Regions from separate parts of the Homo sapiens genome. Here region 1 is linked to region 2. A link is an interaction called in ENCODE POLR2A ChIA-PET data of the cell type or tissue named here. Cell type or tissue: PC-9. All regions are shown on one strand. Each heading gives the region's core, and the rest is flanking DNA. Links, peaks and the distances in the headings are about the cores only.

Evidence for each region. Peaks named below come from ENCODE experiments on the same cell type or tissue, not always from the same donor. Only the 100,000 strongest peaks of a DNase experiment are listed, where the experiment ranks them.
Region 1: POLR2A ChIA-PET joins it to region 2 with 15 read pairs; 2 of 35 experiments call an interaction of 5 or more read pairs at or near these places.

The regions. Positions count from the first base shown.
Region 1 is chr1:206,712,127-206,717,498 of GRCh38, forward strand. All of the region lies in intron 1 of MAPKAPK2 (MAPK activated protein kinase 2), which reads left to right. Among named protein-coding and RNA genes, the nearest start is that of MAPKAPK2, 30 kb to the left of the region's middle. In PC-9, for the core only: no CTCF peak of the experiment used is centred there; a DNase peak (open chromatin) is centred at 2,745; H3K27ac peaks cover 1,710 bases.
Region 2 is chr1:207,023,494-207,028,865 of GRCh38, forward strand. It overlaps C1orf116 (chromosome 1 open reading frame 116), which reads right to left. Exons shown (of 4, transcript NM_023938.6): 2 at 4,001-4,186; 3 at 1,394-1,571. The coding sequence starts at 4,105. Among named protein-coding and RNA genes, the nearest start is that of C1orf116, 6.6 kb to the right of the region's middle. In PC-9, for the core only: no CTCF peak of the experiment used is centred there; DNase peaks (open chromatin) are centred at 1,768, 2,228 and 3,898; H3K4me3 peaks cover 1,222 bases; H3K27ac peaks cover 4,786 bases.

The DNA of each region.
Region 1 (5,372 bases), core at 91-5,090, 310 kb before region 2:
CAGAGCCCTTGCAATCACAATGCTTTACACCTTCTCTTCCTTGTTCTTAGAAGCAGCTTTTAACAACGACAACAAATAATAAAAAAAAGATCTTACTGAGTCAGGTACAATTCTAAGTGCAATTATATTGTTATTATTCACTAAATAACAACCTGCGAGTTAGATAATGTTGTTATCCCTGTATTACAGTGAAGGAAACCGGAGGTATAAGAAGGTTAGGAAAGGTGCTCAGGGCCCACAGCAGTTTAATGGAGGAGCTGGGACTGCCCCCATGCAGCCTGGCTTCAGAACCTTGGCTCTCATTCATGTTATAAAGATGTGACTAGAGAAAAGTCTCTTTCATCCTGTGCTGTTGAAGATGGGTTTTTTTGTTGTTGTTGTTGTTAGTTTTGGCGTATATTTTCTCCTACTGTAATCTTTTAAAAATCTACTACCTAGCACAGACTGCCTCTCCCATTGTTTTCTTAGGGGGTGTCACTTGGAAGTTTGATAAGCTTACTGCCTACTATGTCTTTAGTCAGCTTGTTGGTAAAATATTAATACTAGGCAAAGCCAGTCTGGTGTGGTGGCTCATGCCTGCTGTAATCCCAGTATTTTGGGAGGCCGAGGTGGGTGAATGACTTGAGGTCAGGAGTTTGAGACCAGCCTGGCCAATGTGGTGAAACCCCATCTGTACTAAAAATATAAAAATTTGCTGAGTGTGGTGGTGGGCGCCTGTAGTCCCAGCTACTCAGGAGGCTGAGGCACGAGAATCTCTTGGACCCGGGAGGTGGAGATTTCAGTGAGCTGAGATCGTGCCACTGCATTCCAGCCTGGGCGACAGAATGAGACTCCATCACACACACACACACACACACACACACACACACACACACACACTAATAGGTTTGCCACTGAAGTTGTTCTTTGGGTTTAGTCAACAAGTAGATACTTATTGAACACCTCCTAAATGCCATGTACCGGGTCTAGGATTTGAAATCAAAAGATGAACAAGACATTGTCCCAGCTTCCAAGAGGTACATGGTCCACAGTGAAAAGAGAAACCGTTTTATAAATCCCACTGGTGAGTGCTGAAGTAGGAGTTTAGCAAGAGTCTGTGGGCACAGAGAGGCAGAGGGGCTGACTCTGCCTGGAAGTGGTCAGAGAGGCTTCACAGAGGAGGTGACATTGCCATGGTTCTTACAGACGTGAAGTCATGACAAGGCCTGGCTTGCCTGAGGTCAGGAAGTGCATTGTAGCTTCAATATAGGGGATGTGTTGGGAGGTTAGGGTAGCGATGATGTGGATAGGAGCTAGGGAAGACTAAGTTAGGGAATTTGGATTTTATCATGTCAGCCAGTGGAGATGTTTAAGGAGGAAAATGTCCTGCTCAGCTTTGCCTTTCAGCATGTGACCCAAGATGTACTGGGATGGAGTACGTCTCCCTTCTAGAAACCAGTTAGAAAACACAGAAGAGTAGGCCAGGCATGGTGGCTCATGCCTGTAATCCTAGTACTTTCGGAGGCCGAGGTGGACAGATCACTTGAGGTCAGGAGATTGAGACCAGCCTGGCCAACATGTGAAACCCCGTTTCTACCAAAAAATAAAAAGTTAGCCAGGCGTGGTGGTGTATGTCTGTAGTCCCAGCTAGTCAGGTGCTTGAGGTGGGAGAATTGCTTGAACCCAAGAGGCGGAGTTTGCAGTGAGCTGAAATCATGCCACTGCACTCCAGCCTGGGGGACAGAATGAGACCCTGTCTCAAAAAGAGAAAGCACACAAGAGAAAAGGGGCTGCAACCCAGTAAGCGATAGCAGGACTGGAAAAGGAAAGATGGATTTGGGAGATCTTCCCAGAGACAAAATTGGATTGCTTCTGTGGGTGACGGAGGGAGAGAGTCTGAGGATGAGTACTCAAGATTTATATCTGGGAGCCTGGCTAGATAGTGATGTCATTGCCGTTTACTGAGATCCGGGAGCAAATTCAAAGGGGCCGTGAGTTCAGTTTGGTGCCTGTTCAGCAGCCTGTCCTAGATCCACCAAACAGCACTTTATTACTGGCCATTTATAACAACTGCAAATATTATCTAAATGCTTTGTCATCTCACTGCCTCCTCCTTTGTCATCCCTAAGGTCTGGGCAGGAGACTGTGTTCATATACTTCATAGAGGTCCAGACCCCTTGCGTCTGGCATTCCTTTGGTCTATAATTCAGTAAACTCTGCTAAAAAGGAAACGAGACTAGCTTGCTGTGGCCTCTTAAGCGACCCAGGGTAGCTTGTGATGGTTCAGATTATGATTTGTTCTAGAGCTTTTCCAGAGGCAGATGTTGAGGAGTTTATCCTATTTGTCCCCTTCCCTTTAAACAAACAAAAGTGCCGGCTGGACGCAGTGGCTCATGCTGGTAATCCCAGCATTTTGAGAGGCTGAGGCAGGCGGATCACCTGAGGTCAGGAGTTCGAAACTAAGCCTGGCCAGCATGGTGAAACCCTGTCTCTACTTAAAAAAAAAAAAATTAGTTGGGTGTGGTGGTGGGAGCCTATAATCCCAGCCACTCGGGAGGCTGAGGTGGGAGAATTGCTTGAATCTGGGAGGTGGAGGTTGCAGTGAGCTGAGATCACACCATTGCACTCCAGCCTGGGTAGCAGAGTGAAACTCGGTCACAAAAAAAAAAAAAAAAAGAAGTCCCAACCCCCCAGTTTTTTATATCCTCTTAGTCATCATAGTTTATTAACAGTTTTGTTTACATATTGCTTCTTTTTCCCTCTTGGCTAGACTGTGAACCTTGAAGCCCTGTGAGCTTGGTCTAGTGCCTGGAGCATTGTGGGTACCAGGTTTCGAGAGAATGTGTGCTGCCAGAAAGCAGATCTTTGCCACCTCCTCTCCCCTCAGCTCCTGAACCACTGCCAGCAGTGGTTCTGGAATCAACCTGTACTTTCCTTCTGCATCCTGGGATGTAATTCTGGGTGATTGTAAGTTGGTTTATGGTCTAGCTTAGAATTGAGGCTTCTCTTGAGAGAGAGCATGTGTGTAAATGTTTAGCTTGTTCTAGTCTGTGGAGCATTCTCCTTCATAGAAAAGATGGGAAATACTGGAGATGAAAATTCTCCATTCTCTGTCATTTTGTGTGTTAGAGTCTCTGTCCCCATCCCAGGGCCACTTCCTCCCTGGTTCTTCTTATGGCTTTGGATGTAGCTTGAAGACATGCTCCTAGCATTTTCACAAGCTCTGCTTGTTGTGTTTAGTGAGCGCAGACTACTCCCTTCGGGCCTGTCCTGGCTCATGGGCAGTTGCTCGTGTCTTTGCACACATCCTTTACTGTCTCAGCTCTTCACTTCTCCCTGACATTTGTGGCTGCCTCCTCCTGGTTTCTTCTTTAAGCGATTATTGTGTTTTAGATGATCAGAATTCACTTTTTAGAGACTTGGACCTTGTCTTTCAAAATGCATTCCCTTTTGGGATCTCTGCCCATCATACTCCTTGGTCTCAACATCTAAATATTGGTTTTTTTTTTCTTTTTCTTTCTTTCTTTTTTTTTTTTTTTGAGATAGGGTCTCACTCTGTTGCCCAGGCTGAAGTGCAGTGGTACGATCATTGGCTCACTGCAGCCTTGACCTCCTGGGCTCAGTGATCTTCCTGCCTCAGCCTCCTGAGTAGCTGGGGCCACAGGCTAGTGCCACCATGCCCTGCTAATTTTTTAAATTATTCATAGAGACGGGGTCTCCCTGTGTTGCCCAGGCTGGTCTTGAACTCCTCCTTCTCCTTTTTGTATCCTCTTAGTCATCAAGCCATCCTCCTGCCTCAGCCTCCCAAAGTGCTGGGATTTCAGTGTGATCCACTGCGCCTGACCTGAATATTGGTTTTTTTGAAGTCTAGGCTAAACAACTGTTTTTGTCTCAGTTTTTTTTTTTTTAATTTCCCTCCTTTGAACTCTGAATTGACAAGCTTACTTCCTCCCAATGTGGTGTTCTTGTTATTATTGTTTTTGCTAGCTGAAGTATTTTTTTTTTTTTTAAACATAATTTACTAGGTTTTTCTTCCTGGCCAGAAGTAAGTTCAGGGTAATAGTTCCCTTCCTTGTATCTTCAGCTGTGTGAGAGGTAATGTAGAGTGAGAATTTATTTATCAGGTGCCCTGCTCGTAGCAGAAGGCATGACCTCGACTTCTCTCTCACAGTGACCTTGTGTTTGTGTTGGTGGCTTGAACTCACTCTTGTGTCTGGGCCATTTCTCTCACTGTGTAGGAAAGAGTGGTTCCTGTCTTCTCCCTGGCCATGTAGTCTGCTGTGTGTCACCATAACAATCATCTATCTTCCGGTTCTTTTTCCTTCTCTCCTCACCCAGTTGTCTCCAGTCTTAGGCGTGTGGAATTGTGTACTGGGTGGGGGATGTGTGTGTGTGGGCCGCCCTCTTGATTTGTAGGATCCTTCTCTTCCTCCACATTCTCTGTCAACTCTCCTCCACCCCCTGTGAGATCTGTGGACTCAGGTATACGTTGCTGTGAGTCTCATTCTGCTCAGCTGGGGTGATGAAGGTGAGATTGCTTTTGTCGCTTCAAAGTAAAATTTTAGATTTGCTTTGGCAGCCGCACAGGGTCGTATGCATGGGGGCTGCTTAGGCCAGAGGCGCAGTGTTCCTGACCTCCTTCCGTCTTACTTTCTCTTGCTAGTTTGTCCATCTCTGTGGATTTTTTAAAGTAGATACTAGATACCTAGATACTACTAAGAACATGATCTTTCTCTTCTTGCCACTTGGATTTTAGCTTAAAGCCAACTTGGAACATTTAGGGTGTTTCCTTCCTACCACTGTCTGCCTGGTCTCCTAGGGAAAGATGCCTTGTATCTTGTTCTGGTGTACAGTCTGCCCATTTAATTGGTAAGTGTTTATTGTGACTCTTCTCTACTGGGCTCTGGCCCCAGGCCTGATGCGAATAGGGCAGGCCTGTGAACAGAGCAAAGACGAGTCACTTAGGAGGGGACGAGAGAGGCCAGCGGTAAACTAATATTACCAGCTCAGGGTTTATTTGTCAAAGCCTCCTTTGCTGTGAATAAAAGGTTAGATCTGAATTGGGTCTGAGTCCTGGCTTTATTACCTACTAGCCATGTGGCCTTGGGCAAATTATTAATACTTCCTTGGGCCTTGGTTGCCGCACCTGTACGATGGAGTCAGCAATGGATCCTGTTCTGTAGGGCTGCTAGGAAGCTTAAATATAGCAATATTTGCTATATATAAAGTGCACCTGGTACATAATTGATGCGGTTGAAATGAAAATTCCTCTTTCTCTTTCAGTGCCATTTGCTGGAAGAAACAGAAGAAATATCTCTGTCCCCATCTTTCAGTTTCCTACCCAAGACTCCTGTGTGGTTGACATCACTGCTGTGTGCAGTGTTCATGTCCAT
Region 2 (5,372 bases), core at 121-5,120:
AAAGAACATAAAAGAGTGGACAGAAAAAGAGTGGACAGAGGTGAGGGCCCTGCTGCAGAGGGGAAAGCAATGACTTCCTGAACTCTGATCCCAAACTAGCAATGAATGGGTTTTATTTTGCCTTGTTTTCTTTGCTTTTACAAGAGCAGCACTTTTGTCTGGATATCATTTAGACTAATAGATCAGTAATAGCAGATCCAGGGCCAGGCGCAGTGTCTCATGCCTGTAATCCCAGCACTTTGGGAGGCCAAAGCAAGTGGATCATTTGAGCCCAAGAGTTCGAGACCAACCAGGGCAACATAAGAGACCCCCATTTCTACAAATAATAATAGCATATCTTTTTTTGACTGAGAATTAATTTTTCATGATGGGCGGCAAGAGAGTGACCCCTGATTGCTCTAAGTTATTGACTTGACCTCTCCCCAGTTTTCTACAGAGGCACCAGGGTTGGAGATAAATTTGGGACAGTTCCTTCTAGCTATTTTGGGCCTCCCAGATAACTGAGCCCAATGCAAGCCTCTGAATAAGTGATTTGCTCTTGATTCAACCAGGCTTCTGCCTTCTACTTGCACTTTCTATGAGCATGTGGATAATTCTGTAATAGCCATAGTGTCCCCACACCAGAAAGTGACTCCTTTCCTTCCAGTGAGCTAGGCAGGTACATCAGGCCCCCTGGGCCAGTGAATCAGCCTCATGGAGCAGGAAAGCCCTACGTCCCCATTTATAGCTCTAGCTCCAGGGAAGGTCTAACTACTTGTTAATAAATATTTGCTAAATGAAACAACACAAAACTGCAGCCCCAATACCAGCGGGACTGTCCTCAGGAGTAAAAGGTTTCTCACACCCTGGGACATGTGGCCCCACAGTCATGGCCACACTTGTGTGTTGTTTTGTTCCCCTTCTGCTGAGCCTGAATACCACTGGCTTTCCACGCTCTCTAACGAGGGCCTTGAGGTACTTCCCACTGCAGCTGGGGAGCCCTTCCTTCTCCTTATCTCTCCTACCCTTGTCCTCTGTGTCACCCAGATTAGCTCTCTAGACTGACTCAGTCTCTCCAGAGCCAACCACCCAGCCCTCCCTGACTCCCTCCCCCGCCTCTGCGGTCATATCTCTTTAGAATTTTTCCACAGGAGAATGGGAGCTGGTCAAACCCCTTTCCCTTCTAGAGCTCTGATACTTCATAGACAGACATAGGAAGCTGGCTTGCCAGGGGTCCCTCCTTCCCTCCAGGGACAAGGCTCTGTTCTAGCCAGGAGAGTGGTGAGGAGTGTGGCTACACCTTCTTCTGCCTGTGACCCTTGGGGTAGAGGGCAGGCGAGGTAGAAAGTGGCCGGAGGGGACATATTGATTTTCTGGGTTTTGCTGGGGTTCCACCCCAGAGGGTCTGCCTTACCCCGGGGAGTGGGTTGGGTTATGGGCAGTGCTCGGAAACCTCTGGGAGTTGTGGCTGGCTCAGACTCGTCAGTGGACAGTCCGCTGTCAGCCTCCGTGTCCAGTGAGCCAATGGTCTCCTCCAGGAAGAGCAGACACTCCTTCTCTTCAGTGGACAGGAAGTCGTAGCTGCTATCACTCTGTTGGGTTTGGGGTTGGGGGCGGGGGCGGGGAGGCGGGGGGGAGGGCGAGAAGAAGAACAGGAGAGGGAGAGAGAGCTGTGAGAAAGCGCTCCCTCCGCAGAAACTGGCGGGGCCTGAGAACCACCCTGCAGAGAGGAAGGAATGCTGAAGAGCTGGAAACCTTTCCCTCCTGCTACTCTGCAAAGCTGCTGGAGTTGCCTCCTGAAACTGTAGGCACCAGGGAGGGCAGAGTCTGTCAGGAGGCTGGCCCACTAGCGCCCAGCTCTGGAGCTGGGCAGGCACATGGCAGGGGCCTTTCTTTTGCTCAGTCCTGGCTTGAATGCTTAGGGGCACAGATTAGAAGCAGTCCCAAGTTTCAATGTTTGACAGCCTTTGTCAAACATCTCACTTTGAGCACCTCTGATTTAGCTCCAAATAAGAAGTGCAACATAACAATTTGACCTGAAACTTCAGTGGTATTGCTTTTAACTTTTAAAAGTACTTCTGCATACTTGATCTGGTATGTCAAGGGCAGTATGAGGAAAAGCAGGAAATGAAGCCAGCTATGAGCTGCCAGGCCAGTAGGAACTGTGGCATGACTGGCCACAGATAAATGTACTAAATGATTTGTACTTGACTTTGAAATGCATTCCATACGGGAATTTTTCCCCTTGTACATTTACTTTCTTGATGACATTTGGCTCTGGCTAATGTTCAAGTAAGTGTGCATTTCTAAAGCAAATATTAACTTAAAGGGGGAGGTTGGTGGAGAAACTGGATGGTATGGGAGGAGGGAAAAGCAGCTTAGTATTAAATATTAAGTAGATCTTAAAGTAGATCATATTCATTATGAGAGAGTACATAGAGGTTTTTGGAAGAAAATAATAATGGTCATCTCAGACAGTTACTGTCTATGTTGTATGGGGCTAGAAGTTTGCTGGAATAGTTGCTCTTCCACAGAGGAGGTTGAAGGGAAAACAAAAGGGCAAATTGGAATATAAGAAATTTGGGCCAAGTCTCTTCTTGGCATCTCCAGCCCTTTTCCTAATATTTGGGACACTTCAGAGTTGTATATTCTTCAGGCCCACTCAGATGGCCAGGAAAGATTTTGAGACAGCTCTAAAAATATCCTGGAGGGAGGGGAGAGGGTTGCAGAATAACCCTTCCATTTGCCTCTGGAACTTCCTTTCGCATGTGGGCCTACATGTTAAAGCAAGCCCCAAATATAGCCCCTGGAAGCTCTGAAGCTGACGCCAAGAGTTTCTTGAAGAAAAATATCTTTATTGTCCTCTTCCTCCTAAAATAGCCTTGCCAAGGATAAGCTGACTCTGAGTTTCTCCTTCATGAATGATTCACTTTGAAAACCTTTAATCCCTGTCACATTCTGTGTCCAATGCTATGTGACTATTCACGTTGGCCTCAGCCTAAAAGACATAGAAAGACGTCTCCACAGCCCCATTATCTAGGGTCAAAATGAAATTTGTATGATTGTCTGCACTTTGGATTTGTGCATGTGTGTTTCTTTCTCTACTCTATTTTTACATATCAAAATCCACTGGTTGTCTTAAACATCTTGACATTCAGTAGACACCCTTAAATTTTCAAATACCTCTATAGGATACAATGCAAAAAAGCATAAATTCTCTATGATTCTTATGTATGTGACAAGCATGAACAACAAATGTTTGCGTCTGGATGCAGCACAGATTTACTCTTTCACACCAGCCTCACAACAACTGAGATTTAAATTCATGCCCAGAAAAATTACAGTTTATTAAATGCCACTCACAAGTAGCTAAACACAGTGACTTTGGAAGATTCTCAGTCTCTGCTCCTAGAAAGGCTGATTCTTTTCTATATAGAGGCATATGCTAGGTGCTTTACCTGTATCACATTTACTCCCCACAAATTGAATTGGGTATGAACACTAAGTATCCCATTTGAAAACTGAGGAGGCTAAAGCTTAGAGAAATTAAGTAATTTGCCCAAGGTCATACAGCTTATAAGTAGAGAACTTAAATCTGTTTGGTTCCAGAACCTAGGCTCCTAATTACCTATTTTCTTTGATCTTTGTAAGAGACTAAAGTAATGCTGCTCATTGCAGAGAACTTCAATAATCCATGTGCTACAAGAATCTATGTTCTGGTTTCCACCATGACCTCAGATTACAGGCCTACTCTCTCTGCTCAACCCAACCCCCAACCTAATGAAAATCGGCGGAAAAAGTCTCATTTGCCCAGTTGCTCTCTAAGGTCGTCCCATCCTATTCTCTATAGAGCCAGGGCTGACTCAGGCAGAAAGCACCCACTGGTGTTGTGAATCACTCCCCAACAATGAAAGAGAAGGTGCAGTGAGCCAGGATGGGTGGCAGGAAAGGATAGGGCAGGGCAGGGCAGGGCAGGTGTGCAGAGAGCAGACCAGGTTGCGGGAGGGAGAGTATTACGTACAGATCCAGAGCGGGTGGAGGTGCTGCTCATCATGCTGTCACAGCTGCCGACACGGGTCACGGGTTCTGAGCCAGTCCCCGCTGGCCACAGCTCCCTCTCGGGCATCACCCGAAACAAGGTGCAGGGATGGCAAAGGGGGCTTCTAGAGGGGAAGCGAGGGGAAGTGAACAATGTCCCAAGCCGGGCCTGAAAAGAGAAGAATCAAAGCCACACATGAGCCGAGGCTTCGGCAAGGCTCTGCCCAGGCCCTGGGCGGCATGGCGGGAAGGACACCAAGCAAGCAGAGAGCTGGAAGGGGGGCATGAACAGCCACTGCCCGACACCCCCGGCCTGCATGGAAGGACCCTGAAGCTGGCTTAAATACATGCAGAAGGACAGACTTAGTTGGTGGAGAGGCAGTCTAGTCAGAAAGAAGCTTCTACTACTTCTCTTACATTTTTCTCTGAACCAAGGAGCTTAATCTACATTTTCATTACTATAAGCAATAAATATTACAGGCGTCAATACCTTGGGTTCTGGAGTTAGTTGGGTCTGGGCTCAAATCCCAGTTTAGCCATTTACAGTTATGTGACTTGGGGCAAATTACTCTGAGTCTGTTTTTCCTCATTAAATAATGTTAGTATAAGGATTAAATGAGAGAACAGTTAGCACAGTTTAGTTGGTAGTAAATACCCTAAGACCTCATGAGTCAATAATTAACTATTATTGTTCTTGTAACAAGAAAAAGACAAGATCTATCTAGGATCAAACTAAATTGAAACAAGAGAAACAGGATCTCAGAAAAGAAGGGTTCTGGTTTGATGGGAGACTGTAGACTTGAGAGAAGAAACAGGTCCCTTAATAATACCTACCTCATGGGGTTATTGTGAGAACGTTTAAAACACTTTGCACAGAGCAAATTGTCACCTGCTATCACAGTCAATATCATCAACATCATCACAACCACCGCTACGATACCCATCTTTAACTCCCTAGCCTGGAGGCATGAACAGGGCACCTGCAGTGGTTGACACAAACCTATTTTCTTTCTAGTGAATCTCTTTCTTTCTAGTGCCTCTGTTGTTGCACACATTCCCAATGAGATTCCCTAGCCTATGTCAAATGAACAAGAGAAATGTCCCATGTAGCTTCCTCCCAACTCTAATTCCTTAGGGAAAAAAAGTTTCAATGTCATTGTAACAATAGTAGTAGCAAAGGAAGGCAGTGCCATCTTCCCTCTGAAAGTCCCAAGGATTTTGATGTGGCTGTTTGTGGGAAATACTCCACTGGAGATGGCAGGCCAGAAGTGAGTCTGCTATGTTAAAATGAAATTCTAAAAGAATTAAGATGAAAAGACAGTTCCAAGATCAAACAGAGAGTTGGAGGAGAGCCA